Regions from separate parts of the Mus musculus genome. Here all the other regions are linked to region 4. The links are chromatin loops, found by intact Hi-C in ENCODE. Cell type or tissue: gastrocnemius. All regions are shown on one strand. Links, peaks and the distances in the headings refer to the core of each region. The heading gives the core; the rest is flanking DNA. Region 1 has its middle 20 kb from the start of Cracr2a. Region 2 holds the start of Cracr2a (calcium release activated channel regulator 2A). Region 3 has its middle 49 kb from the start of Gm38900. Region 4 overlaps Tspan11 (tetraspanin 11). Region 5 overlaps Cracr2a (calcium release activated channel regulator 2A).

Region 1 (5,905 bases), core at 425-5,424, 380 kb before region 4:
AAGGCTGCCCAGAGAAGTGCTATTTAGTTGATCATAATTTAGAATATCTTAAATTAGTAATCTAATTCTCTGTCTTGCAAGACTACAAAAGAAAGCAAATTAAAATTGAAGTACTCAGAAAGAAAGGGCAAGAATGAGATCAAAACTTACATCAAATGCACGGAAAACAGACAGGGAAGAGAGAAGACCCAATAGAAAGAAGAAAGGCTTTTCTAATAAGCTCCAGCGGAGAAGCCTCCATTGAGCTAGCTTGGCAGGCAGTGAGGCACAAACCACCAAGGTCAAGGATAAGAGCTAAAAAAAAAAAAAAAAAATGAAGAGTTGCCCTAAAAACATGAATGCACCGGGCAGTGGTGGCACACACCTTTAATCCCAGCACTTGGGAGGCAGAGACAAGCAGATTTCTGAGTTCGAGGCCAGCCTGGTCTACAGAGTGAGTTCCAGGACAGCCAGGGCTACACAGAGAAACCCTGTCTCAAAAAAAAAAAAAAAAAAAACCAACAACCAACCAACCAAACAAACAAACAAAACATAAATGCACAAAGTCCACCGAGATGGTTAGTTTTGTCAACTTGACACATCTGGGAAGAAGAAACCCCAGTTAAAAAAATCACCTCCATCAGACTGTCCCATGGGCATGTCTGTGGGCATTTGCTTGATTGCCAGTTGCCACTGTGGGTGGTACCACCTCTGGGCATGTGCGCTTGGGCAAGGTGCATGATGACGCCAGAGGAAGTACTCGAGTAAGCAGGGTTTCTCCATAGTCTCTGCTTCAGCTCCTGCATTCAATGTACTGGGCCCTTCCATATCAAAGGTTAATTAAGAAAAATGCCTGTCTTAGTTAGGGTTTCTATTGCTGTGAAGAGGCACCATGACCACAGTAACTCTTACAAAGGAAAACATTTATTTGTAGCTAGCTTATAGTTCAGAAGTTTGGCCCATTGTCATCATGACGTGGCACGACATGTTGCCATGTCAAGTATGGTGGCACATAGGCTAATGTGGTGCTGGGGAAGAAGCCAAGAGTTCTACATCTTGACTGGCAGGCAGCAGGAAGAAAGAATGACTTGAGCTTCGGAAGCCTCAGTCTGCCCGAAGTGACATTCTCAGTCCAACAAGGCCACACCTACTTTGACAAGGCCACACCTCCTAACAGTGCTACTCCCTATGAGTGTTCTGAGGACTATTAGCACAGGGAACTGCAGTTCCCTAAAGGCAATCTGATGGAGGCATTTTCTCAACTGAGGTCTCTCATCCCAGCTAACTCTAGCTTGTGTAAACCTGACCAAAAAAGCCCACCCTGGAGACTCCCTGACACCGTTTATGAACCCAGCATTACCCAGACGCCAAAGCCTAAGTTATCACTAGAAAGCTATCCATCAGTGGCATTTCCTAATATAGATGCAAGTGTTCTTGACAAACTACTAGTAAGTTAAATCTAGCAATCTAGACAAAAATTAATATGAGGGGTGGGCAGGGAGATGGATCAGCGGATGGAGTAGCTGCCCACCAAGCATGAAAACCTGAATTCAGACCCCAGCAGCCATGTATGAGCTGGGGGTGGGGTGGGTGGGTGAGCATCTGTAACTCGGTGGGCGTTTGGGGTAGAAACGGGCGGATCCTCAAGCTCACTGGTGGGATGGAGCTCCAGGGAAGTTTGGGAGCCCACGGGAACGTGCTATCTGCTTGTGGCTGTGAAAACGGGGCAGACACACTTATTAAAACTCAGTAACATGTGCTCTTAAAGCGGAGAGTGGAAAAAGAATGGAATAGCTCCAGCAACTAAGAGTCATGGACACCCGTAACAGTATGGGCAAACCACACAAAACACTGAGGGAAAGGTACAGGAGCATCAGCCATGCCATTCCATTTGTGTCAAGTCCTGAAACAGAGAGAGCCACCTATGGCTGCAGAATGAGAGGCAGACTGCATCTGGCTGTGGCTGGAGTTGCTGACTGTGGAGGGGCCTCGGGTCACTCCTGGGGTGAAGGATCTGTTTTGATTGAGTGTGAGTTGCACAACTGTTTATGTTTCCCAAGATCCTCTGGACCACGTAAAGATGTATGGGTTTCATTGTGTACAAATTATACTTCGATAATTTTCTCTTTAAAGTAGCAAGTGGTTTTTTTTTCTCTGCATGGTTTCTTTACAGTGTTTGTTTATAGAGATTGGCAAAACCTTCCCTTCTCTCAAGTTTTAGAAATACAGGGTTCAGAGCCGGGTATAGAGGCTCCCTCCAGGGCTGAGGAGGCTGAAGCAGGAGGATGACAACTTTGAGGTTAGCCTGGGTTATATGGTGAGGCTCCAACTCAAAACAAAACAAAGCAGAACAAAACAAAACAAAAAACAACTCCTCCAAAGCAAAACAACAACAACGAAACCAAACAAAGGATGAGGAAGAGAAAGTGGGTGGTGGAGGGATGGGGTGGGGGTAGAGGCAGTATTCAGGCAATCTTGTAACTTAGCTGAGATCATATAGTTGGGAAAAATTCAGTCTCTTTACCTCTATTCTAGTCTTCCACATCTGCAAAACACTATATAGTGTTATAGTGTTCTTTTTTTAAAAAATTGAACTCAGGGCCTTTGGAAGAGCAGTCAGTGCTCTTAACCACTGAGCCATCTCTCCGGTTGCTGTATAGTGTTTTTAACTGAGCCACAAAGCACAGCATAGCAGGACCTTCTTATAAATAAGGAAACAGAATATTGACCTCCATAGCCAAACCAAACCTACCTGTACCTGAGTCCGTAGTACTCAAACAAAAACAAGAAGATAAAAATATCCTTACAGTGATCTCTGCAGGCATAGGCTCAACGTGTAAATTGCAGTCACTGCCCCACAATTTTCTCCACCCTTTGTTAAATTGTAAAAGAAAGCCACTCTGGAGCAGAGAGCAATTCTGGTGGGCAATTCGCAGCTAACCAGCAGAGCTGCTGATGGCTTCTGTGCGGTGCCTGGGCCTATTAGGTTCAATCAGACAAGAAGCTGCCTTGTCACGGACCTGCATCAGCCCCTGCTCCCATCCCTACTGCAGTGTGCAAGCCCTCAGCCAGGCCAATTCTGCCTCCCTCACAGATGTTCCTGCAAGCCAGGTAATAGAAGCGATTGGCTTCTCGGCACAGAGTAGCACCTGGCCACTAATGGACTACAACTGATATGGAAGAAGCGGAGCTTCCGCGAAGTCTGCCCACGTGAAGTAGAAAACCCAGGGGCTCTGCTGTCAGAGCAACCATATTTATATTAATAAATTCACCTTCCGGGTCATTCAGTACTTTTGTTGCTGTTCTGGGTTTTCCCACTGGGCACGTGAGAAACACGTGTGAACCATATTCTGGATAACGTTACCACGGATGGGCTTAACAATTGCTGTAGGTAAGCTCTTGCTTTGCCTGCTTTTCAATTTCCGAATAGGTCCCGTCTTGAGTCTTCTGACCTCTAGATGGCGCTCTTCACATTCCATCTGAGGTTTCTGTCTCCACAAGTGCTCAGAAGAGGATGGGGATGGATGGCACAGATGCTAAAGGCTACATTCTCCAAGGAGGGTTCTCACCAAGAGAACAGTCTTTCCCTTCCTCGCCCTCCTTCCCTCTCTCCTCTCCTCCCTCCCCTCTCCCTCTCCCTCTCCCTCTCCCTCTCCCTCTCTCTCTCTCTTTTTCCTCCTCCTTCCCCCTTTTCTTCCTTCCCTCCCTCTTTTGTCCCATCAATGTTACTAAGTACCATCGCGCGCCCCGCATGGAAACTGCAAGGGCAAGGACGATAAAAATCCTGATTTCAGTTTCACCTAACAGCGGAGTTCACTGTGTAATGAGGTGAGCGCGAGGCAGTTTTAAAGCTCTATGATGAAGCAGACAGGAGACCCTGGAATGTTATGTTCCGTCAAAGTGAGAAGCAGCCATGTACACTATGGTAAAGGGCAAGACTTTCTGAGTCGTGTTTACGGCAGGGAGGAGACATGGTCAGAACTCAGGGATGGAAACATTCTAGCCTACGAGGGGGGTGGGGGAGAGCTGCAAAATTAGAACCCCACTCCACTGGCATGGCCTTCTCTCTGTCCCAAGCCTTTCTTCTTTCTCAGTATAATAAATACCACCACGATCCATCCAATCAGTCACCCAAGCCCCTCCCCACTGAACACCCTCTTCATTCCCGAGTCACCCCCATTGGATCATTAGGTCTGTGTTAACCTGACTCTGGCTGCTTTTCCTGATCCCTTCTACCATCACCCTGCGCAAAGCCCCTTGGTTTCTCTGCTCTTTGTTCTAACTTCCCTCACCCCATGCCCCCATTCCCAGCTGCTCTTGGGCCTCAGCAGGACGAGTCCTCTGTAGCCATTCTCCTTATGTTCCCGGTGTTCCTCATTCTTTCTCCTGTTACAGCTCGTTTGCCTTCTAGAACGTACCATCATTGACTCTCACCTTGTTGCTTTTTCATCAGCTAGCGCTGCCGTTCAAACACAAGCACCATGAAGGGAAGGACATCTCACTGCAGTGCCCTCATGGGCTAAAAGAGACCCAGTGTATGGGAACACGGTTTGTGTAGTGACCACGGCAATAGTTCAGATAAGTAATGGCAAGGGTTTGGACTAAACAGTTGGTAATGGCTTTGAGAAGCAGAAACATCAGTATATCATAGAAGCCTCGGTCGGCAGACTTGGTGGCTGAAGGAGTCCAGAGTGAGGAAAAGAAGTGAAAGAATCATTTTCTAATGGTGTCACTGGTATGATGCACTTCAATGAGAGGTTAGAAGCAACCAGGCTGGATGGGGCCAACAACAAGGACTGCATCTACGGAGCAGAGTAGGGTTCTAAAAGCATCGAACAGGCTGACTTAGATTACAGATGTTTCCATTTGCCATCGTGTTCCTGTGATTTTAGCATGCGGTTAAATATATCATTGGGGGGAGTGTCTTACTCTTTGTAAGATTATTACTTCTTTTAATTTTTGAGATTATAATTACATATTTCCCCTTCCCCTTCTCCCTGAAAACCCTCCCATAGAATCTCTTCCTCTCTTTTATTTTTACATAGTAAGTGTGTGTGTGTGTTCCTAAGTCCGCAAACACAGCCTACATAGTCTGAACGGTGTTACTTGTGTGTCCATGCTTTCAGGCTCACTGCTTGTGGTGAGATAACCGGTTGGCATGCTCTTCCCTGAGGAAAACTGTTTCTCCTGTTCGTAGCATTCCTTAGACTCTAGCGGTTTTTCTCCGAGTACGGCTGAGACCTCATGAGCTTTCTCCCATCCATGTGTCTATAAGTATCATCCCTGTTAAACTCAAGGTTTGGCAGCCATGCTGGCGACACCTTACGGATAAGGCTTCTGATATTCCTAGGAGGCCCAATCTCATAGCAGACTTTCTGTTTCTCTGGTTCCTACGATCTTTCTGCTCCTTCTTCCAAAATGTTCCCCAGGTCCAGGACTTGTGTCGTCATTATGTCATTGGGGACTCGGCTCCACAACTCTGCATTTTGACTGGTTGTGGTTTTCTGTCTTGGTCTATGTCTCCAAGAGAAATTTCCTTGATGAGGGGGAGGGGCTAGACTCTGCAGAAGGATGTGTGGGACCTGACTGGGTGGGGAGGTTCAGGAGAGGGCAGGGCAGGCTGGGTCCTGGCAGACACCTAAAGGTTGGTTTTGGAGCAGCCTGGGGTAGCCAAAGTAAGCTGAGACAGTGGGTATGGGACCCAGTTAGATCTGGGAAGGGGTGGGGAAGAACTTGTGGAAGGGAGAATTGGGTAGACTCAAAAATATATCACTTTTGACTCTATTCCTCCATTTCTACTTCAAACTCTTTGTATTTGTCTCTGGAAATATTTTCTTCTTTATATAATCAAAGAAATTCAGAAAGGTTGTATTATAATTGAACTTATCAAGCTTCTATATAAAATATTTTTTTTTCAGTTTTCTAA
Region 2 (5,905 bases), core at 456-5,455, 360 kb before region 4:
CAATGCTATGACCTCCTCTTCTTTGATGTTGTATACATGCACACACCCATACACACCAATGTGCATATAAATATGACCTGCTGCGTTCAGTTATTGTTGCTTACATGTTTGTGTGTTTAGGGCTGACCACTTGGTGTTGGATAACCTAACAGGTGGATAACTTTGTCCTTGAAGAAGTCTCATTTTCTTTATCTCCACAGCCATTCATTGCCTTGGGGCCTTGTGAGATTTCCCACTTCCGTGTTGGGATCAATTGATGTCATTGTGCAGTCTTGTTTGGGTGACTATAGTGTTAGTGTTAAGATTTCATAGGTGCAGATCCCTGTCAAATATAGAAGACACTATCTTGCAGCAGACACTCTGGTCTTCTGGATCTTACAATGCCCCCCCCCCTTCCCTCTGTGATGTTTCCCGAGCCTTAGGTCTAGGGTTAGAACTTCTATGACACAAGAATCCTTAGCCATGCACTGACAAGAGGTTCAATAACTTGCCAAGGCTGTAGCTGCCAAGATAGAGCTCACATCTGTGGGCTTCAGTCTGGGCTCTTGACTGCTAATACCTTGACCAATTAACTGATTAATAGCTCATGAAGCAGTGAGAGGCAAATGACTGCCATCCCATGAGGTGGTTGTAGGCATGGAAGCCAGCTGGAGCCTGAGAAGGAAGAGGCAGTAGTTATGAGAATGACCATGGCCATGACCTTAGGTGCCTCTGACTTGGTGTCTCTGGTCTCCGTTTTCTCCTCTGTAGAACGGAGATGAAGTGGCTTTGCATCAAGATGAGTCCTGCCGTCCCTCCTTGTCTTGGGCGGTGGTGATGAAAATGCCTCTTTTCTTAGTTTAGCTGATTGAGAAAGGTGAGCGATCCATCTGACACATCCTAGAGACCCAGATTTGCTACCTAGCTGGCTGGGTCTCAAGCTTATGTGTCATCTTGTTCCATTCCAACTCTGGGGGCTGACACAAGCAAGCCTTCTCCAGGACTGAGAAGGGAAAACCAGGGCACAGAGGAGGAGACGCTGAGGGAAGGAATGAGAGGATATTGGCCCCTTCTGAGGCTCCTGCGGTGGGGTGGGATGGTGAACTAGCCACTGGCCGGCTGCAAGCAGAAAGGATACATTGTAGTAATTGGTACCAATGAGTGTGGGTGTCTCTTTGTGATCTGGGTTTAGAGTGTGTTTCTATGTGTGTAGGGTGTGTGTGTATGGGGGCGATGGCTAATAGATAAACTTGCCAGAGGAGGACAGACCTTCTGCTGAGGGGCAGTGTTTGGGGAAAGGTCCCTAAACTGATATTTCATGGAGCCTGGATGGGTAGGTTTCCAACGGGAAAAGAAGAAAGAGGGGAATTCTGGGTAAAGATAGAGGTCTTAGCAGCCAGAAAAGGCACCTGGTATTTGCAACAGGTAGCAGCTTTGGTGCAGAGCTGTATGTTTGAGGGTCGAGTGGCGAAACTGGAAGATGAGCTTACAGCTTGGTAGGGAGCAGTGGACTCGGCTGAAGGGCTATCTTCAAGCATGGAAGTTTTTGAAGATTTATTGAATACTTTGTTTAAAGGCACGTGTTGCATGGACTTTAATTGAGCACGCATTCCTGCCCACCCTAGAATACATAAGATCAGACAAGCATCAAGAACAAAATCCCCTTGGTTTCTAAGTGCAAAGAGAGCAGCTGAAGCCGGTTTTTCAGGGTGAATGAGTTCTCTCTAGCAGGTCCACAAAGCCCAGACTGGTGCCTGGCTTTTAGTGCAAAGAGAGGCTCTGGAGACAGACTCCCTTGGCTCATTGAGCAAGGGTCCTCTAAGGCAAAGACCAGCAAAGAGGGGGCACAGGAAGTCTTGGGCTCCAGTCAGCGACGGCCCCGCCCTCGCCACCCAGACTGCAGGCTTTAGTAGTCAGTCACAAGTTGCTTCGCTAAGCTGGGACACCACGGTATGGTGTAGATCCTGGAGCGCGCGCAGTGGGGCGCTGCTGGGGCTGGACCAGCCATGCAGCCGGAGGCGGGGACAGCGGACCAGATCCGGCTGGCCGGCGAATTCCTGACAGCTGCGAGTCAGAAGGCAGGGGGACAACTCGGACAGCCGCACTGGACGCCCCTGCAGGTAATCGGAGGAAGGTCTTGGGAGGCTTCGCCCCAAACCCTCTGCTGGGCAGCAGAGAACGCACTTCCTGCAGACCAGCAAAACACAAGGAGAGGCTGGCCTGGACTGCATGCACCCTGGGACAAGCATCCCAGCCTTGGCTTCCCCAGGCCTGGTTAGGCCCTCTGCCCTGCACCCTAAAAGGGACTATAAAAGCTTAGGAGCACCAGGGTTTAGAAAGAGCCCCCATCCCCTCGGACCCTTCAGTCACACCCAGACTGTTTTACAGAGGAAACTAAGACTTTATTGGTGAAGTGACTAGAAATTCACACTGCTGGACAGCAGGGGGAGCTGCTGGGAGCCGCTGGCACGTGGGCCCAGCACAGGGGTAAGAATTGCTACCTCACAGGGAAATAAACTCAGAGAGACAGTTAAAAAAAAAAAAAAAAAAAAAAAAAAAGACCAAAAACTTCCCAGAGCAGAGGGAGAGATGAGGTGGAGGGATCCTGGGGTGTAGCTTCCTCCTGATCCCCATTTGTCCTGTGATCTGGCTGTATGACTCAATGACCTTGTGCTGTATCTGTCCCAGATGTGGTGTGTGTGTGTGTGTGTGTGTGTGTGTGTGTGTGTGTGTGCGCGTGTGTATTGTGTGTAAGCACATACGTGTGTACCACATAATTGTGTACCAGAGCACAGTGATGTCTACCCTTGATTTCAGGAAAGTCTCACAATCCACACGTCTTCCCACTAACCACACAACCCCTAAAGGGAACCTGCCCAGTTTGCCTCTGTGGAGGAAACCAGGGATCCCTACTGTATTAGCCTTTGACTTCAGAAGGCAGAAAGTGTCAATGAGTGGCTGTCTACAAAGGTGACAGGCCAAGAGGTAGAACCTGATTGGCACATCGCATAAGGTGGTGAGTCCCTTATTTCTGGAAGAAGCTGGTACATAAGAAGTAGTGTTATCAGTGATGCAGGCAAAGGGGTGTGCAGCCAGGACAGTGTGTCCACACAAAGTCAGAGTTCAGTTTGAGGGGTCAGGTTCATGGCCCTCTTTAGGAGGAATGAATATGCATGTCCTTATGGATAATAGTCGTCTATGAAAGCTACCCTACAATGTTTTGTCTGGGGATGCTAAAAAAAAAAAAAAAGAAATTAAAAAATAAAGAGGTGTGACCCAGAGGTCCCTTGGCTTTTCTGAAATATTACACTGCGATGCTCGGGGGGTCTGGAGGAGGTGGTGCTGTTCCTTCTGGAAGGAGCGGGGCAGGCATGACAAGCCAGATGTGGCCTTCAGATCTTGAGGAAGAAGCTAAGTGTGGATGCTCTTGGAGGGACACCTCTTGAAGTTGTGCTGAAGAACCAGGGGATGTAATGGCAGGCTCGATGCATTAAGGGGCAGTGCCTGGGGCAGAGGGCAAGAGGGCCTTGAATGTTTGACCAGGGAGTCTGAGCATTAGGGTCAGTCCTGGGGTACCATGATGGCTTCTGTTGGAACGGGGCTCAGAAGCCTACAACATCTGTGACAGAGGTGGAAGCCACCCATGCTCGAGGCTGCAAGAGACCTGGGAAGGTGACTGTGTACGCTTGAGCAGGGCTGGGTGGAATGCAGAGTGAGGGGTGGCACCAGAGATGCTGTACAAAGAGCTTGGTAGGTGGGTGGGTGACAGTTGTAGTTGCGGATTCTAGAGCCACGTTTAATAATTACAACAGTAATTCCTCTGTGATCATTATTGACCCCATACTGTAGAGGAAGAACCTAGAGTCAGAAAGGTTAGGTGGCTTTTCCAAGTTCACACAGCAATTATGTGGGGGACAGGGATCTAAGACCTCCAGTGACTATATAAGTCAGTAACCAAGTGTCAGGACTTAAGAGGAGGAGGGAAGAGCTTGTGAGATGGCCCCACAGGCGAAGGCGTGTGATGTCTGTTGTGTCTGGTGACCTGAACTCCATTCTGGAAGCCACATGGTGGAAGGAGAGAACTCACTACTGAAATTTGTCCTCTGTCCATGCACATGCTGTGGAATGCTTAAATGGAGAGAGAGGGAGGAGGGAGAGGGAGGGAGAGGGAGAAGGGGGAGAGGGAGAGGGAGGGGGGGAGAGAGAGAGAGAAAGAGAGAAAGAGAAATCTGGCTTCCGTGCTTGGTCTCTAGAGAGCCTGGGTCCAGAATCAGGTATGTGGGCGCTGAGAGCTGAGAGACTTGTTATTTGTCACCTCAGCCCGTGGAAAGCCCAGCTTTGGGACAGGAACTTTGTGGGCCCTTGTGACACTTGCTTAGCTTGCTCTTTGGAGGGGGCTTGAGCTTACAGGCTGCTGGGACACTGGCCAGGTGGCTGGGAGAAGCTTGGCAGGGGTGAGGGTGCCAGGTAGCCTCCAGTGACCCTGCACTAGTCTCTGGGTTCCCAAGCACCCCTTGCTTTCCTCCCACACAGAGTGACTGCAATGCACAGGGGTTCCTTGAGGGAGAATCACTTCTATTTATCATAGTTTCCCAGATCCCGGTCCCTCCAATGTCTCCCCATAAAAGGCTAAATGTATAGTTGCAGAATATCACGAGTCGCTGCGGGAGGAGCAGAACAGCCACAGGGCTACAACATCGGGTGTTGGGAGGACAGATAGGGAAAGGATAAATTTAGAAAATCACAGTCTTTGGTCAGTTGTCAGTGACTGACAGAAGTGGGTCTAGACCCTGAGGTTTCCAACACCCAGCGTTTGCCTTCTCCTCCTCCACACGAAGACTACTGTGCTAGAGAGCAGCCTGTAGACATGCCCCTCACAGCCCTGGGGTAGTATGCAAATAGCTTCCAGCACCAGGCAGACCACTTCCAGCCAGCGATCTCTTTTCTTCAGTTTACAAACATCACATACACACACACACACACCCCACACACATACCACACGCCCCTGCCACATCATATACTTACATATACCACAAAATACATACACACACTACATACACACACATACCACAACATACATACACCTCACAAACACATGTCACAAACACACCACACACCCCCACCTCACACACATACCTCCACTAAACCATACACATACATACACCACAAAAACACATACCACATACATACACCATACACACCACATACACACACACCACATACATACACACCATATACATACATACCACATACATATCTATTCTCCACAAGCTCATACCATATACACATACCACATACATATACACATACACACATCATATATGTACATACACCCCACAAACACATGTCACATACATATACACATACATACATCATATATGTACATACACCCCACAAACACATGTCACATACATATACACATCCCCACCATACCATACACATACATATACCATACAAACACATACCACATACACACACACCATATATACCACATACATACATACATACATACATACAAACATACATACATACATACATACATACATACATACATACACACATCAGCATACATTGTCCTTCCAGTGTTCACATCACTTCTTTGATCTCTCCAAGTCTTGTTTTTTTCTAAGAGTAATTTGACAAGGCACAGTTTACTGAGAAAGCTAGAACCGCGGCCCATTGGACTGTCAGAATCAGGAGGCCTCAGGTAAAGGCAAGGTTTGTGCATGGACTTATGGAGCCCCACAGTACAGACAGAGATGGGGCCCAAAAGAAGTGACTGTGGGAGCCGAGGGAGGAAAGACCAAGTGTGGAGAAAATAGGTGAGAGTAACAAAGTTCATGACATGGGCAACTGCTGGCCTGGGCAGAGCTGTCCTTGGTGAAGTACATATTAGATTCCTGTCACTCAGGAAGCAACAGATAGC
Region 3 (5,905 bases), core at 267-5,266, 240 kb before region 4:
CTGAAGGACTCCCTTTAGTGCTGCTCAGAAGGAAATACCTACCAGAGTGAAACTCTTTCAGTTTCTATTGATCTGGAAATATCTTAGTTTACCCTCAGTTTGGAAGTATCGTTTTGGAGGTAGAGAATTTTTAGCTGACTTCCTGTTCTCTGTCAGCACTGTGGCTATGCCATCCCACTGCCTCTGGCTCCTATTGGTTCTGATATGAAATTAGCTTAGTCTCGTTGATGATGCCTTGTGTGAGGTATCTCTTTTCTCTTGGTGCTTTCAAAGCACTTTGTCTTTCATGGTTGATTTACATGTCCAGCTATAGGCTTCTTTTAGTATATCCTGCCTACATAGTGTGAGCCTCTTGGATGATTAACTAAGTTGATGGGTTTCATAAGTTTGAAAAGGTTTCTGCCATTACTTCTTCATATGCCTTCTCTGCTTCTAAACTTCCATTATCAAGTTGGCATTCTTGATAGTTCTGTTAATTTCTCTTCATCTCATTTGTGTGTGTGTGTGTGTGTGTGTGTGTGTGTGTGTGTGTGTGTGTGTGTGTGTGTTTGTGTGTTCCTTAGTTTGGAGAACCCCAATTGGCCTGTCTTCAAAATCACCAGTTCTTTCTTCTGCCTGATCTAATACAGACTGTAGGTACATTTTTATGATCATTATAGTACTTTATGGCCCCAGAAGTCCATGTCATTCCTTGTTAGGATCTCTCTGTCTTGGTTGATTTCCTTTACTTGGAAAGATCTGACTCACCCTTTCTTCTACTTCTTCAGGTATGGCTTCCCTCAGGTCATTTGGGCATATTTGAAATGGCTTACATTTAGAGTGGCAAGATAGCTTAGTGGGTAAAAGCACCTGCCATAAAAGCCTAATGACCTTAGCTCAAGCCCAGAAACCCACAGTGGAAGGAGAGACCTGGCTCCTGAAAGTTATCTTCTGACTTTCATATATGTGTGTGGCAATTGTGCACTCTAACTACACACACATACACAAGCACACACATGTGCGCACCCACCCACACACACACCACTGATAATAATAATGCATAAATATTGTTTAAAAATAGCTTAGATTTCAAGTCTCAAACCATCCCTGCATGCAAATAAAGTCTCTCCTTCCTTCCCTCACAAGTGTCTATAGTACAGTAGGAATTTGCTCTCCTTGTCAGCTCCTCCCTGGAGTCTCTCCTCCCTTCTGCTTTGAACAAGCAAAGATAGCATTTAGACATTTGATACTCTGCCCTCGAACTGAGCTCGCAGAAGCCCTTGGTGAGATGAGTTCCCCAAGAAAGTATTCAGTCCCTGGGGTAGGAGAAGGGATGCAGGTGGCCTCAGATCTCCATGTTTATTGGAGACCATGCCAAACTCTGCTGGGAGAGGACAAGTGTGGGAAGGTTGAAAATCAGGTCTGAAGTTTGAAAAATAAAAGGTAGTTTTTTGCAAAACAATGAAAGTAGAGTCTACAAGCAGGTGGCTGCTGGTTGGGATCAAACCCCCTATTTGGCTTCCAGGTTTTCCTCTGCCCCTGGGAGTACGATACCTCTCCTCTCTTCATGCTCAGCCAGGATCCAAAGCATTTGACTCTTAATCAATTAAGCTTTCCCTCCTTAGGATGGATGTGAGGATGCAAGAGCTGTCTGAATCTCCAGCACCCCTACCTTGCTACCTCTGTTGGTGTTTCTATTAGAGGACATATTCATTACCAGTAACAGCCACACCGGAGGACCTTCCACATGATCCATTTGGGCCAATTTAATCAAAATGTCCTACTTAGGAGAACATTGCTGAGAATGTTGGGATTTGGGGAAACCATATGGTGTTTGGCAGAGGACCTGAAATCAATGTGGAAACTGGAGAGTACAGGTGAGGTGGGGCCATTTATCATCCTGGCTGAATCAAGTCCAATAACCGACCCTTGTTCCTAGCTGGGACTTCATCAAGGCTATGGCTCAGATCCAAAAGGGTTATGTGCAGGCACTTGTCATGGTACCAGAAAGCTCCTCTCCTTACAAATGAGGACCCCGAGGACCAGTGAGACCGGTGTCATCATGATGAATTATGGCTGGGTCCATATGACCTATAAAAACTACAACTCATAAAAACTCTGCACTACTAAGCAAAAATACCTGAAGACTACAGACGGGGCAATAGGATTGTTCCTTTTAATACGGAATCAAGAATTGAAATACATCGGTATGAGATTCAGGATGCTATGGGCTTCATCATGGATTTTGGAAATGTGGCTATGGAAATACGATTCATTAAGCAGGTACACTAGGCCAAGGACAATGTTGGGGGTCTCAAGGACAATTCATGGGCTCTCCTAGCCCCTCTGTAATGATGCTAGTCAAATGGCTTGCTGCTGTGGGATGCTCATTCACACACTGACCACAGGACTCTAGAGAATGACAGACATGGAACTGAGGTCCCAAGGACAGGTCTATCCAGCTTTACAGTCTCAGTTTGGTCTACATGAGCTTTTGAGAGCAAAGCATCCTTTCTTTAGAATAAGTCCCAATCCCATGGGAGCTGCTGGGCTGGAGGCCCGGGTCCTACAGGCTGGGAATTCGGTGTGGGCAGACTCCGCTGGTTCAAATGAGGTACTCCTTCTGGCTTTAAAATGACATGCTGGGGAGCATTCCAGCTGCTGCGGTGCGATTGCCTTTCAGACAGTGTGATGCCCATCAGAGCGCTCCAGCTCATTCCCCACAGCCGCCCCAGCTGCTGGTAGCAATCCATTACCCCTGGGCAGCCCAACGGCTCAATTGACTTGGGCTCAATGCCCCGTGCATAGCAGATGCTCCCCTGCCCAGCTCGCCTTTGTCCTCCTAGTATGAAACCAGTTCTTCCTACCCAGCTGTGCTCATCCTGAAAGCTTTCTCTAGCTCGCAAAGGCCTGCTCAGAATAAGGCCCTAGGTACAAATTATGTGGGCTCTCTTACTCACTGTGGGCAAGGAGGAAAGGCAAGTGAAGAGTGAGGGAGAAAGTCTATCAACTGAATGGCTGCAAGCAAGTTGTAGCTATTACATTACAAGTGACCAGAGCTTTGGCAGGATAGAGAGTGGGGGAAGCACACTTGTAGATACCCAAGAGAAGTGTGAGGGGGTCACAGGTAAAATCGCCTCCCATTACTTCTTGAAGAATCAATTAAATCATGTTTCTTCAAACTCTGAACTTTTGCCTAAGCATGCTGTTTCTTTCTGCAGTACTTTGAAGCTGTGCAGGTCTGGTATCATAAATTGCAAGGTGTCCCCAGCAGAGTTCCAGTCTCCTTCAGTGCTGTATTTACCAGGGAGTAGTACAAAATAGATTCTGGGTGGGTGGACAGGCCAGAAAATACTTTAGACAGCCTCCTCCAAAATGACCCACCTTTATACACATGGTTTAGAGAACACTTTCACCCTGGGGGGATGAGAAAGTTCTAGAAATGGAGAATAGGAATAGCTCCATGTGATATTATAAATGTACTTAAAGGTATTGAATTATACATTTTAAGATGGTTTAAACTGTAAATTTTGCGCCCATTTTCATCACAATTTAAGAAAGACCATTTTTAGAAACATTTGTCTATACATGAAGAAAGGATTGATTTTTCTCCCATCTGTAAGTAAAGCCCAAGGGTACTTATAGTTGGTCTTGGGGTACATGACGAACTCAGGGAGTGCAGAGGAAAATGAGCACTTTCTGCCTTAGGAACTCTAAGACACACAAAGGAAATAAATCCCTAGACCCCACAAGGAACACACCCTGCACAGACCACTATAGCACCCACAGTCTTTCCACCCCTCAGACCTTTTCCAATACCTGGACTCTCCACACCTCCCTGGACCCTGCAGAGGAAGGCCCTTGGAGCTCTAGGCATACATGTTACCCATGCACAAGCTTCTGATTGTGATTTGCCGCCTCCATTTTAGGGTAAATCCCCCAACAGGAGTATCTATGGGGCCCCGTACCTTGTATGCCAACAGGAGGGTCTATGGGCCCCAGAGTATACAAGAGAGTGAGTGTATTGAGTAACAGTTCAAGAGCCAACTGAAGGGAGTCTTGTTGCTCTGGAAGTCCACGGCACCATCCACAGCAGAAACGCATCCAGAAGCACCCAGGAATGCTTGTGTTTTAAAGAGACTTGCACTGAAACCATCGCTGGCAAAGAAAGGCTGGAGACGGGGGAGGGAAGCGCATACTCCAGGGGCACAGGCAGGCTTTGGCATTAAGCTTGCTCTGAGCAGCTCCAGCGGTTGAGTTAGAGCCAGGAAGCAGAGCATACGGCTGATATATCTCCCGAGGGAATGGACCTCACAGAGCACTGATCACCAATGGAGTAAGCACTCCGAGTTCCCTGCTCCTGGGAACAGGAGCAATGGAAAGGATGAATCCCAAGGCTCACAGTCCTGTTCCACCCATCCTGACACCCAATGGAGGGAAAGGCTGCACCCACTTCCCTATCACCCTGGTTCTCTCCTTCCATCCTCTGTCCCCTCCTTCCTGTGGGTCCAATGTCGCAGAGGGAAGCACCTGGCCTGAGTGTCCCCCCAGAGAGCTCTACAGCTTTCCTGGTGTGGGCAGGGGTGCTGAATCCCCGCCAGGGCCCTTGCCAGCCTCTCTATTGTAGCAAGTGGAATTACCAGCTTCACACCATGGGTCTATTTAAGTCAGCCTTTCACATCTGATGGATTTAAAAATATGCTAGAAATTGACGTCTTGCATGCAGACACACACACACACACACACACACACACACACACACACACACACAAACAAGCAGGGGAGGCCGCTCTCCTTCCTCTTTGTCCTCCCATCTGAAACCCTTCCCTTCCCCACCTTGTAACAACCCAAAGCAGTTTCCATTCAAGAGATCTTTGACCCTGCTTCTGCCCATCCCTCTCCTCTCAGGCACAGAAAAATCTATAACCTGGGGATGGCCTCTGTTCAGCTCCATGAGAACCATAGAGAGAAAGCTAAGGTCTGACTGGTAGCCATTACCCAACAGGGGCCACTGGAGTCTCTCATTACTGTTATATTCAAGTGAAGACCCAGATGACCTGCCCTCACGGGTTTCCTTCAGGTCATGGGGACTGTGACCATGTCCTGATCAGGAAGAGGGATTTACCCAGGCTGCTATATCAATGAGCAGCAGCTGGCTCTGGTCCACAGCCCTTGCAGTCCTCAGCCTTCCAGAGTCTTCACTTGGTGTTCTAGCAAAGAGGTTTCACCACCACCACACCCCTCCCTGCCCAGGACACTCACAGAGAGCCTCAGCCCTACTGTTTCTTGTAAGGCATCTATTGGAGTACCGTAGACCACAGCAGTGCTGTTATCACTTTGTTGCCTCAGCTGGGAACTCGTCTAGGGCTGCGATTCACTTTCCTCAGCCTAACCCAGTTTTCTCTTGCTGTAGGTTAAACCATATCCACTCTGAGTCTGGGTATCGTCTACTCGAGGCTTGATAAGTAACTCCATTTCAAATGATTTCTGTCTGTGATGACCACCAGTGACCCAGCTAGCGCATCTGACATTGAAATCAGGAATGTGCCATTATCTGGTCATAGCACTACTGCCCCCCCACCCCAGCCAGCCTTCACCGTGCTGTCCCACAGCACAGCTACTACATCCAGCCCAGGCTGTGATCCTTAGCTCTGCTTCTCCTTAACCTTGGTGTGCATGTGCTCAACTCGTCTGGGAATTTAACTAGCTTAGTTTTATGCTACTTCTGATAGCTTTACTTAATTAAAAATATCAGTCCTTGTCACTCCCCACACCTAGAGATTTTGATTTAATTAGATGTTGGAAGAAGCCCAGCGTGGTGGTGGCGGCATTCCTAATAATCCTTACATCCAGGAGGCTGAGGCAGGAGGTTTAAAAGCTTAATGCTGAGGCTGCATAGATAGAAGCTGCCTCAAAAGCAAGCAAA
Region 4 (5,905 bases), core at 624-5,623:
CTCAGTGATGTAGCTGTTTGGGTCTTGGGTGGAATTGCCCCTTGGGTCTGGCATCAGGATCCTGTTTGGGGAGACTTGTTCACATCTCACAATGCAACCGTATCAAATGGAACAGGAATGCATGATTCCTGGATCTCTACGTCACTCTGTCAGTAGCCAACTGTGTGACCATAATAAATGTCACTTCAGCCTGGACCCTAACTCCTCCCTCTAAACTATGAAATTTTCTTTTTCTCTTTCTTTCTTCTTCCGTCTTTTCCTCCCCACCTTACTTTCTCCCCTCCTTCCATGATTCTTTTCTTCCTCCCCTAAGAACATTACCTGTAGTCCAGCACTCTCCACAGTGTGCCAGGGTAAATGAAGATTAAGAGGCATGCTTCCCAAAGAGAAAGATCTCCAAGTATCCAAGGAGACTAACCCAATTTGTCTCCTCTGCCTGGTCCTAACCCCTCTACAAGAAAAATAGCCAGCAAACAGGGGCAAGAAACATTCACTGTTGCCCCAGGAGTCTGGCAGGCAGAGGCTGATGTGGTCACAGCTCCTCACCTAAGCTCCTGCATGCCAGGAGTAGGTAGGCAGAGCATTATCAGAAAAAAAAGAGGACAGAGCTCTCCTGCAGAACTGGAAATAGGTGCACACTTGTAACAGGCTTAGAAGAAGTTAACTGGAATAATTAGCATAAGAAGGACGGGAAGGAGGGGGGGGTGAGAAACGGGTGCCTGATGAGTGGTGGTACCGTGTGTCCAGATACATGCTGTCAAATATGTCACCTAATCGTATATGTCTTACCAGGCATCCAGCCCCTAACACCTTGACCAAGTCCACAGTCTTGTTCACTGGCACAGCCTTACTTCAGGAGCATTGGCCATGAGTTCAAGAGCAGTAGCCATGGGCTTAGAACATGGATCAGGAGTTGGCAGTGCACTTGCCATGCAAGCGTAAGGACCTGAGTTCAGATCCCAAGAACCCACGAAAAGCCAATCACAGCAAAGCATGGTCTGCAGTCCCATTACTCCTACATCAAGAGCAGGAGACAGAGACCGGAGAACCCCCTGAGCCAGAGGGCCAGTTAGCCTGGTGTAGGCAGTGGCAAACCAGAGACCCTGCCTGTATCAGCAAAGTGGGAGAAGACCAATGTCTGACCCAAGGTTGGCCTCTTGCCTCTAGCCTCACACTGAGGAACCACACTCGCAAATAGGCACACACACACACACACACACACACACACACACACGTATCACACCACACACAGAAAGATTAAGAATAATAGAATAGAATAGAAAATAAAGAGTGAACACTTCCTAAGAGGCTGTCAGAGCCAGGGTATGAGAGAGGGAAACCTACCCAAGTGAGGGAAATATTTAAAGGGGGGGGGTGCAATTGCAGGAGAGTCTGGGCTCTGTATGGGGGTGGTGTGCAGTTCAGTAAGGGGACCAGCCCACCTCTGGGTAGAAGGAGCTCAAGGATGATATGGGACCGGAGCCAGGGTGGACCTTACAGTGAGGATAGTGACGTGAGTCTAACAGCAGGAGGAATCACCATGCAGACATCACAGAGAGACATCGGTGCTCTTGCAAAGGCTGATGGGTACACGGGTGGTGGTGGCATTGAGGAAGCTGCCCAAGGACAACTCATGAATGAGGAGCGTGGTCCTGAGTGAGTCAGCCTTTCCACCTAACCCCAAACCTTTCCAGAATGCCACAGAGCACATAGCAAGCAACCCTGTTCTGCCCCACCACTCCCGACACATGGCCCTCCACCCTGTGTGTTTCCTGCCTTTCAAAGCTGCAGGCAGTCCATTACAGGGAGCAGAGAACCCTGCCTTCTTAGAGATCCCATAGCTCCCTGTGTCTCCAGCAGAGAAACCCTACCTGTGAAATCCTGAGCAAAAAAAAAAAAAGAAAAAATTCCATAATTGCTCTCACACCCTCTGCCTGCTTCCCTCCAGGTCTGCACCTGAGTCCCCTCAGGCCTTAGGCAAGGATGGCTGCTCACGATAGGTTAGGTGTCCTGGATTGCACACACACACACCCACACACACACACACCACACACACACACAGGCACATGCACACACATAGTGTTTTCTGGTGCACTAGCAACAGGTCATAGCTGAAAAATTCAGCTACTATTTAACAGAAAGCCATCTCTGTCCTATGAAGAGCTGATGCTACAGAACCAAGCTGATGCAAATGACTGGGGAAACCAGATCTGGGCTCAGTGCTCTACTCCACAGTCCCTGCCCAGTGGCTTAATCTGCAGATAAAGACACTGGGACTTAAAAAATTTGTCCCACCCCACACCCAGTTAATCATACAACCCAAAAGACTTGGCCCAGTCTTTCTGGCTTCTACCTCCTGTGACACCTGGTGACCCATCCCAATAATGAACATTTTTACTTATTGTTTAGAGGTGGAGGTGACCAAGTCCAATACAACAAACCAAAGTCCCTGAAGGAGTTAAGACCCTCCTGCTCCTCATGGCTAGTTACAGTACCTTTTAGCTACCTTCTCCTCTAGTTGGAACTCTCTGGGAAGAGGGACCCTGGGGTCCCAGAACAATTGATTCATGCCATTCTCTTGCTTTCTATGGATTATCAGACCCAGCCTAAGCTTGTCTTCTAGACCTTGATTAGGCAGGATGGCCCTCCAGACGCTCCCAGATCCTGTGTTGTGGCTGGAGACAGCTTCCCTACCAGATCTGATATTTTGTAAGATCTACAAGTACGGGGTAAAGCACTGCTCAAGCTCTGAACCTTAGTCACCCTGGCAGCTGCCCTTAAGGAAGGAGGCAGGGCTTTGAGAAGCGGCACTAAGCCAGTTGTGTTCTATGGGACTTCACAGCGCCATCTACTGGGAAGAGAGGGTAGGACGCTTGGACCTGTGCTGTGATTCTCAAAGGGGCACCTGGGAACTTTCTAAAAAGCCCCTGCCTGTGTCTTACTCCCAGGGGTGCTGATTAGTGCGGGCTTCTGGTTTTTTCATAGCTCCTCTCGTTATTATGCTGCCACGACTCTGAGGACGTGGAGAAAACTTGGAGACTTATCTGGACACATGCATGCAGGCAGACTTCAGCCCTTGATCCCAAATGCATTATTTTATGTGTTAAATGATTCTTTTTTATTCGATTCCGAGTTGCTCCATGTACCCCAGCAGATTACCTGTCCACAAGCCAGTCTGAGCTTATTCCTCTGAGAGTCCTAGATGTGGGTGCTCATGTTATTGGTTTGGGGATGGGTGGGGCTCAGCATTAGCCTACCTAGTTAAAAAAAAATGTATGCCCCTTTTGATACAGATTGTACCCATTAACTATCTTATGATGTTCAGAATTTCTGCTTGGCAGTATCCTGTGCTTTTAGTTAATTTGTTTTGAAGGAGAGTGAGAGAGAGAGGAAGAGAGAGAGATTATTTCTTAGTTAATGTACTGTGTATCTTGGACTGAAGTTTGTCGGTACACCATGTACAAAGCACACATCCAGATAAGTCCTTGCAAGAAAGTAGCTGAAGAGGTCTTTAGGAGATTAGATTAGATTAGAGCCACCAATCTAGTGGGGCTCTCTCAACTTAAAAGATGAAGAACTGAGGAGTCAAAGACATGAAAGGACTGTCTCCATCTCCCACAGGAATTGTTCAGAGTTGAGACCCTCACTCAAGCCTTTCCAGGCAATACAGTTATATAAGGGAATAATGGGGAGATGTTTTACTCCCAGTTCCCAGTGGTCATGGAAGCTGACCAACAAGGATAGCCACTAGTCATTCGCATGTGTTGTAGCTCTACCCACCCAGACTCAGAACGTTCACAGGAATTGTGAGGGGCACAGATACCCCTTACCCATGGGGTCTCTGAACTGTGTCCTGGGATTCCTGACTCGAAGCGTGATTTGTAGGCTACATCATTGCTGTCATTAGTACCGCTAAGAGAAGGTGCTGGCATGTATAGCATAAGATGCTATTCATCAAAAAGTACACCCTGAGGTTAGAGAGGTTACAGTGGAAGGGGGGACTGTGCCTCAAGTGGTAGTGAGAAGGTTAGCCTCTCCAGTTCCATTTAGCAGCACAGCCGTGGTCCTGTGTGGTGCCCTTACGCTGACTTCCCTTGGAGCTGCCAATGGAGATAAAAGAGTGCTTGAAAGGAATCGTCCATTTGAACAGCAGACGTGGAGGATCAGGCACACCCACTTTGTCGGATCCAAGCACAGTCCTGCCTCTGTCCTCAAAAGACCTGGCCATGAATCTCAGTTCTGAAACTAACGGTGTCATCCCAGGCATACTGCTATTCCCTACAAGCCCGTTTCCTTCTTCATCTGCCACTCAGGATAATATGCCCTGCCCCGTCCTCCCCGGGTGATTGTAATAGGCAAGAAACTGGCAGAGTACGTGTGAGTCACATGATGTAAGTGCCTGGGGTGGACTAATTCCTAAGAACCCCCAAGCTCTGCTCTCCTGAGGTCTGTCACTGTGCCGAACGGAGAATGGGAAAATGACCATGGAGTCACTGTGGTCCAGATGGGGAACCTTTTATAGGAATGAGCTCCCCAGGTGTGGGCAGAAGTGGAGTGGGGGAGGAGCAGAGCCCTGTAGCCGTGACCACACTAAGACCTCTAAGGAACCCTCCATTATTCATCTGGAGGAAAGGGCCCATTCTTCAATAGGGATCTGAAAACCAGGGGCAAGAGGAAGTTGACCTTCCCAGGATCAGATGGCAGAGCTTCTCAGAAGTCCCCAAGTCCTGAGCAAATAGCTCTCCTACTCCATGTGTGGCACCTGTAGTACCCGCATGGTGCATAAATGTATTCTTCAAAGCATCACCCTACCAAAGTGATTCTTTGGCCTCATGATCCCTGGAGGCTGAACTCCTAGCTGTGCTCCATGGCCCTCTTCCTCGGCAGTGAGTGAGCCAGGGTCCCATCCCAGACCCTTCTCAAGACCAAACTGGAATATGACGGGTAAGTCCCTCCCCATCCTCTACAGGAGTGTGAGGAACATAGAGCCTTTCCAAGGAGCAGGCACTGTGGACACGCCCTAGCTCCACATCACTTCTGTGTCTGTCCCTCCTAGAGCAAGACCTCAGGCAGGGCACTTTTTCTCAGTGGGCCTGTTTCTTCAACTGCTGCCCAAATGTGCACATGGGCCAGCATGAAAGGCCCTCTGGGAAATTTTGGGAGAGTCCTGGGAACATGCTGAGAAAGAGAGCCCAGAACGGCATGGGGAAGGCAAAGGGTCTTCATCCCTGGTCAGTAAGAAGTATAGATTTGGGCTCAAACTTAGACTGGAAATCCCTCTGCATCTGTGAGGGGGCAGAGGCACAGGGTGAGGTGGGGGTGCTGGCAAGTCCACCGAGTACCTGAAACCTTCATTTGCTCGTTTATAAATTGTAATTGTATAAACTGAAATCCCCCCCCCCTTGAAAACTAATTGGCAGGGAGCCTGAAAAGGTTCTGTTGCCCAGTGGGCACTAGACAGATGGCAGTTGGCAAAGCCTCAGGCGCCACCTGATTGGTCTTGTATCTCTGCAGGTAGGTGGGGCAGCCGTCATGGCCGTGGGTATCTGGACACTGGTGGAGAAGAGCGGTTACCTCAGCATCTTGGCCTCCAGCACGTTCGCTGCCTCTGCCTACATCCTCATTTTCGTTGGTGGTCTTGTCATGACAACTGGCTTCCTGGGCTTTGGGGCCATCATCCGGGAGCAGAAGAGCTGCCTCTCCACAGTGAGTGTCCCCCCCACCCCGTCCCTATGTGGAAGCTGTCTTTCCACAGTGAGTATCCTTCCCTAGAGAGTGAGTGTAGGCCTGTGCTATGTGGGGGCAGAGAAGCATCTCACATGTCCCCCCAGGTTGGACACTGAGGATACTAAGTAGCCAGAGCAGGGTGGCTTCTGGGGGTCTGTGGTGGCTCTGCTGTCCAGGT
Region 5 (5,905 bases), core at 563-5,562, 300 kb before region 4:
CCTCTTGAACTTGAAGCTGTTTTAAAATTTATAGAGGCATTTTGCGTTAAAGAGCACAGTCAAAGGAACACAAATTTTCATGACTCAGAATATTCCAAAGATGACAGAATTGCACAGAAAAAAAGACAAGCCAGTCCCCAGTCAAAGAAAGTGTTCTGACCTACTCGGTGTTAATAGAAGCAATGGTTATCTTTTAAAGATTTATTATTTTATTTATGAATGTGTGCACACACATTTATGTCACGTTCATGCATGAGCCCTAGAAGGTGGGAACAGGATCCCCCAAGAACTAGAGTAATAGGCTGTTGTGAAGCATCTGGTATTGGTGCAGTGCTCTTAAATGCCGAGTCATCTCTATAACCTATGGCAAGGATTTTAACACAAGCTTTAAAGACAGAGCTGCTAATCCTATAATTCTTCAATTCATCGGAATCTATGTTCTTCACTATGGTTTGTTAGCATCTGAGTTGATATCCAGACTGTAAAGTGCGGTCTTACAAGTTTTCAGTGTTAGCCTCTTGAGTCTAAGAGGCTAATATATTATTATATTATGGGTAATATAATTTGGGAATTTATAATTTAACAGAGACTGAGCCCCCAGTGAAACCCACATAGATCAGGACAACTTAAAAAAGATCCATGTAAATGGATAAATGAAGGCACAGGGTGTCCTAGGAGTTCAGACAGGGTGCTATCGAGGTTGGAAAGGTGGGTGAGTCCTCTTAGAGACCACTTCGAAGTCTCAGTGTGTGTGTGTGTGTGTGTGTGTGTGTGTGTGTGTGTGTGTGTGTGTGTGTGTTGTGTGCTAAGAGCAGATTTGCAGTCATGGGGACAACGATGCCCAGGCTCTGCAGACACCACAGGCCACCTCTTCCCTTGGACTGCAGAGTGTGGTGCACCTGGCTAAACTGCTGCATGACACACGCACAAGTCTTTTTGTAGTATCCTGGCCCTTGCTGCACTCCCAGCCACTGTGGAGCTCCCACACCTACACACAGCCCAGCTCTGCAGCTCCTGCTATGCCCAGCCAGAGCCTCTGACAGACTCTGATGGGAGCTTTTAGCAAGTAAGCCTTTGCGTCCTCTCCCGGTGCCTCTGAGCTCTTCCAAACCCAGCCCCTTCATCCTTAAAAGCAAACACTTCCTCCTCTCTACCGTGCATCTCCTGATCCCAGTTACAGCAATAAATAATTCCATGTGTTTTTTAGGGCATTGTGGTTCTGGGTGCTCTGGGCATTCACTTTTTCCTCAGTCCACCAGGACAGTGCTGGAAAGAGTGTTGGGGCAGGAGCTACCTGGGAGGACATCACAGCACTTGCTCAAGGTCACACTGAGGAGACAAGCCTGTTCTGGAATAAGAGTCCTCTGACTCTTGAGCAGCTTAGTGATACTTTACTGAAAATGGCACCTTCATGTTCCCATCCCTGGGACTTTCTGTGTTCTGACCTAGGAGGATAATGGTGTCATTAGGCCTGCAGAATCTCCCAGGAGGCCTGAGTCCACAGAGAAGTCTGGATGGGTCCAACATCACTGGTACCCATCAAGGGCTTCTTCATGGCCGGGTCAGCTTTTGCAAATGAGGGCTAGCATTGAACACTAATCGGAGGCTATGTCTGCTTTCATTTCATTTCTCTTATAATGGTTTGTAATATAAGTTCATTCCAGACAAGCGGGCTGTCATGTGAGCATGGAAAAGCATCAAGAGTATTAATTCAATCAAGTAAAACTTAGAACAAAATTAATATAACACACTTAATGGTATCGTAGAATTAATGTTCAGCAGGGCTGTTAAGCATAGATGGTAAACAGCTTATACGAATGACTCTAATTAGAATCAGAGCAGAGCCAAATCAGTTTTTAAGTTGCTCTCGTCCTGTTTTATTAGTTCTCCGGTATTTATGTAGTTGCATTTTGCTGCCCAAAATTTTAGTTGATGTCATTTTCTATCCAGCATCTGGGCTGTTTCAAGAGTGTAAAGGTAATTTAGGGCCGAAGAGACCCCACCTTACTTCCTTTGAACTACGTCTACTCCTGACCTTGGGGTGTCCTTCTCACTTTGCCTCCACGGCTTCCTTTCTGTCCCGATGGGTTAGCTGAGAGGAACAAGCTCACATACCTGTCATTTACAAGAAGAGATGTCTTACTCTTTGTCCAGAGGAACCTTTCCATTCCCTGGATGCTGAGCAGATTCATAGACAGCCCTGAATTGTGAAATCTGGAAAGACCGGCATCTTCGCTGAGCACAACCCGAAACCACTGTGCCATTGCTTCAAGTTTCTGGCTTTGGGGAGAGCAGTGAGCTGGAATTCAGAGTCTGAGATGCTGTCTGGGACCATGGCTCTCAAGCCAGTGTTTTTGTCTGGGTCCAGCGCTTGGTTTCTCAAGAGCTGGAAAAATGCCAGTCAAAATGGTTTATCCGTGTTGCTTACTTAGTGTTTACATGTGGTGAAGCCCACTCCCTGAAGAAGAAGATAGGACAGTGACTGGGCCATGGAAAAGCCTGGAACAATAATGGAAGCCTGGCCTTAGATGGGAGTCCAAAGTGAACATGGGACGAGGGTGAAAGGGTGGAGGGCTCAGGGGAGTAGTTACATTCTTATCCTTTACGTTTGTCCAGGTATCTTCCCAGTACTTCTTAGAGCTGAAGATGAGGCTGCTTCCTCTGTTAGTAGCATGACCATCCATGAAGGTCACAGTGTGAAGGTCACAGTGGGCCTGCCAGCTTGGAGTTTAGTGTTGCAAGTGACATTGTGTGTGTGTGTGTGTGTGCACTACACCTTCAAAATGGTTCTTGAGAGCCACAATGCCAAGCTGGAGTTCTTTCTACAAGAGAGGGGAAAGAATAGGAAGTGAGGGCCAGAGGGGAGGTTCTCCATGCATGGCCAGAGAAAAGTTGTGAAAATGTTGCTACCATGGCCTGGAAGGTAGCTCTGTTGGGGAAGAGCTTGCCTTAAAAACACCAGGACCTGAGTAGTTCCATTCTCAGAAACCACATAAGAAAGAGAGGGAGAGGAAGAGGGAAAAGGAGAGAGAGAGGGAGAGGGAGAGAGGAAGAGGGAGAGGAACGGAGGGAGGGAGGAGAAACATCCAGGTATAGTGGCATGTGCTTATCCCCCTACTCACTTCATGCCCTATGGGCTCTCATGCTGCGGAGAGGTTGCTGAGAGATGGAGCAGGAATAGGTCACCTCAGTGTCATCCCCAGCCATTAACCAGCACCACCAGCCTCCTGCTGTGCATCTCTGGCCCTGTGCCCGGGATGGCATGAGACCCCTTCCTTTGCATAGACCTTCATCCTCAGGAAATCTTTGGGAACAGTGTGGACTTAAGCTCACAATTGCACTAGCGCCCTCTGGTGGTACAGTGTCAGGCTTGGTGTAGAAAAGTAGAGAAGGCCCCCAAACTGGAATGGGATTCACTGAGGTGCTGAGCAGGAAGGATCCCTACCGGGTGCAGTTTCAGACTGTCTACCTGCAGAGGTATCAGCGTAGGGATTGAAAGTGCAGGAGACCAGGGCTCAGAGTAAAGCAGAGTCAAGGAAGAAATGTGGGGTGTATCTGTATTGGGAAGTGCCCTGGTGGTCTGGCACTGATCTGGAAGACAGCAGGCTCACGATGCCTTTTAGCAACCACAGTCTATGTAGCTGGCCTCTGTGAACAGCAGCCTTGCCTGGTTAGTCAGCCTTGAAGGACTGAGCCTTGGCTGGCCTGACTTACACAGTCCCTCAACTGTTCATGGCCCCAGGGTCTCAGCTCCAGGAACTATGGCTGTGGGATAAGTGGATCTTGGGGAAACCCTGTCAGCTTCTTCATTTGTCCCTCCAGGAAAATTGCTGCTTACGATGAAGAAATCCAGCATCTCTATGAGGAGATGGAGCAGCAGATCAAAAGTGAGAGGGAGCAGTTCCTCCTGAAAGTGAGTGTTTCACTCCTATGCCGCGTGCTAGGGGACGGCTAACTGGTAGACCTGCCTACTCTGAGTACCTTTCCCTAGTAAGAAGGATCCTAGCTCCTTCTTGTGACCTTTTCTTTTTCTGCTTTAATGTTCAGGCATTTACCACCTCCAAGCAAAGTATGTAGAATACATATTTACTTTTATTCCATATTGTCTGTTTCTTCCTCCTAGCATGTAAGTTTATTTGCTTACTAATTCTGCCTCGGTTACCTGAGCATGTCTGGGCTATAGGAGATGCCCCGTGGGTGTTTGCTCAATCAATGTGTGAGTGAGCATGTGAATGCATGGAGGTGTGCATGGATGGACTGACAGGAGGGAATGGAGGAAAAAGGGGAGAAAAGGAGGGAGGGAGCCAGGAAGGAGAGAGGGTAAATGGATGGATGGGACTGATGGATGGAATGGATGGATAGATGACTGGATGGATGGGTGGATAGATGGAATGGATGGATGGATGGATGGATGGATGGATAGATGGATAGATAGCTGAAGAAAGATAAATGTATGGATTTTGTTGGATGGATTGGAGAGAAGGAGAAGAAAGGAGAGGGAGGGGGAGAGAGAGAGAGAGAAAAGAAGAAGAAGAAGAAGAAGAAGAAGAAGAAGAAGAAGAAGAAGAAGAAGAAGAAGAAGAAGAAGAAGAAGGAGAAGAAGAAGAAGAAGAAGAAGAAGAAGAAGAAGAAGAAGAAGAAGAAGAAGAAGAAGAAGAAGAAGAAGAAAATGGGAAGAAGAAAAAGGGAAAGAAGCAAGCAAGGAAGGAAGGAAATGTGTGATGGATGAGTTACAGAGCATACCTCTGCAGCTAAAGCAACCTAGACATTGGCCGTCACTCAGCTGACATCACTCAGCTGACATCACTCAGCTGACATCTGTACCTACCTAGCAGTTCCATCAAAACCTACCAGCCCATCTTATTCCCTAAATAGCAGCCCCAAAGGAGGCAGTGATTAGAGATGAGGCTTCTTACCCTTTCCTCTTAAAAACTGGAAAACACAATCACCAAGGGAACCCAGTGCCCACCATCCTCAGCACCATGAGAGAAGATGTGAAGCTTGCATCCTCTGTTCCTGGTGTGCCCCTATTCTTTGTGTACCCCTGAACCTAGTGTATGCCTGTCGCTGGTATATCCCTGTTCCCAGTGTACCTCTGCTCTGTTGCAGCCATGTCCCTGGTATACTCCTGCTTCTAGAGCACCCTGGTTCCTAGTGCATCCCTGTTCCCAACACACCCCTGATCTCAGCATGTTTCTATTCCCAGAGCACCCTTTCCTAGTATACCCTGGGTGTGTTCCTATACTGTGCCCCTGTTCCCAATGTATCCCTGTTCTGGTGCACCCCCATTCATAGTGAACCCCAGTAACCAGACCTCTGAGCCTTTGTCTTTCCAGCCCTTGTTGTTGTTTTAGGAGGTGGGGACTGGCGAGGAGCCTCTCCTTTACCAAACCCAAGCTGAGCAAGATGTGTTTTGGTATATCCCACTTTTAAAAAGGATTCGGGAAACTGTTCTCCCTTCTACTGTCTGCCCTACTCTGTGAGCTTTTAGCAGGAGGTTGCTGGTCTTGGCTGCTGCCTCTCGATGCTAAGCCCAGGCTATTGTCTCAGGCTCTTCCCCTTGATCCAGATTTCAATTTTCGGCTGCTTTGGATTATCCGCATCGCTGCTCCACTTAACGTCACAGACACCATTCATGCTGCAGGGAAATCTGAATGCCTTCCAGAAATATCTGGCCGGAGCCCTCCCTGGAGGCTTGCCAACTATTCCAGACCACCCCCATTGTCCTTCAGTGCCTTAAACCATTCTGGCGCTCTCAGTGTTCAGGGAAACTGGATGTGTATGTGGCAAATGGAAGCCACACACACACCCATCAGCGGGTGTAAATTAGCTTCCAGCAACAGCAGTTCTACAACCTACTATAGAAAAGTCACCTCCCTCAAACCTGTGACAGACTGCAGAGGAG

Evidence for each region. A loop is a pair of places that touch in the nucleus more often than their neighbours do. Peaks named below come from ENCODE experiments on the same cell type or tissue, not always from the same donor. Only the 100,000 strongest peaks of a DNase experiment are listed, where the experiment ranks them.
Region 1: a loop joins it to region 4, with 4 times the contacts of the local background. A loop is called at or near these places in 14 of 42 quality-filtered maps.
Region 2: it touches region 4 in a loop (2.1-fold over the local background); 3 of 42 quality-filtered maps call a loop at or near these places.
Region 3: a loop joins it to region 4, with 2.4 times the contacts of the local background. A loop is called at or near these places in 3 of 42 quality-filtered maps.
Region 5: it touches region 4 in a loop (6-fold over the local background); 15 of 42 quality-filtered maps call a loop at or near these places.

Annotation. Positions count from the first base shown.
Region 1 is chr6:127,538,726-127,544,630 of GRCm38, forward strand. No RefSeq gene overlaps it. Among named protein-coding and RNA genes, the nearest start is that of Cracr2a, 20 kb to the right of the region's middle. In gastrocnemius, for the core only: a CTCF peak has its summit at 3,430 (motif pointing right); a DNase peak (open chromatin) is centred at 3,435.
Region 2 is chr6:127,559,323-127,565,227 of GRCm38, forward strand. It overlaps Cracr2a (calcium release activated channel regulator 2A), which reads left to right and starts at 2,014. Exons shown (of 19, transcript NM_001368877.1): 1 at 2,014-2,099. In gastrocnemius, for the core only: CTCF peaks have their summits at 1,955 and 2,414 (motif pointing right); DNase peaks (open chromatin) are centred at 1,999 and 2,418; H3K4me3 peaks cover 836 bases; H3K27ac peaks cover 434 bases.
Region 3 is chr6:127,674,344-127,680,248 of GRCm38, forward strand. No RefSeq gene overlaps it. Among named protein-coding and RNA genes, the nearest start is that of Gm38900, 49 kb to the right of the region's middle. In gastrocnemius, for the core only: no CTCF peak of the experiment used is centred there; DNase peaks (open chromatin) are centred at 2,673 and 4,198.
Region 4 is chr6:127,918,038-127,923,942 of GRCm38, forward strand. Tspan11 (tetraspanin 11) reads left to right here. Exons shown (of 8, transcript NM_026743.3): 3 at 5,515-5,706. Among named protein-coding and RNA genes, the nearest start is that of Gm38903, 7.6 kb to the right of the region's middle. In gastrocnemius, for the core only: a CTCF peak has its summit at 2,865 (motif pointing left); DNase peaks (open chromatin) are centred at 2,842 and 5,485; H3K27ac peaks cover 397 bases.
Region 5 is chr6:127,622,013-127,627,917 of GRCm38, forward strand. It overlaps Cracr2a (calcium release activated channel regulator 2A), which reads left to right. Exons shown (of 19, transcript NM_001368877.1): 7 at 3,823-3,913. Among named protein-coding and RNA genes, the nearest start is that of Cracr2a, 64 kb to the left of the region's middle. In gastrocnemius, for the core only: a CTCF peak has its summit at 3,364 (motif pointing left); a DNase peak (open chromatin) is centred at 3,299.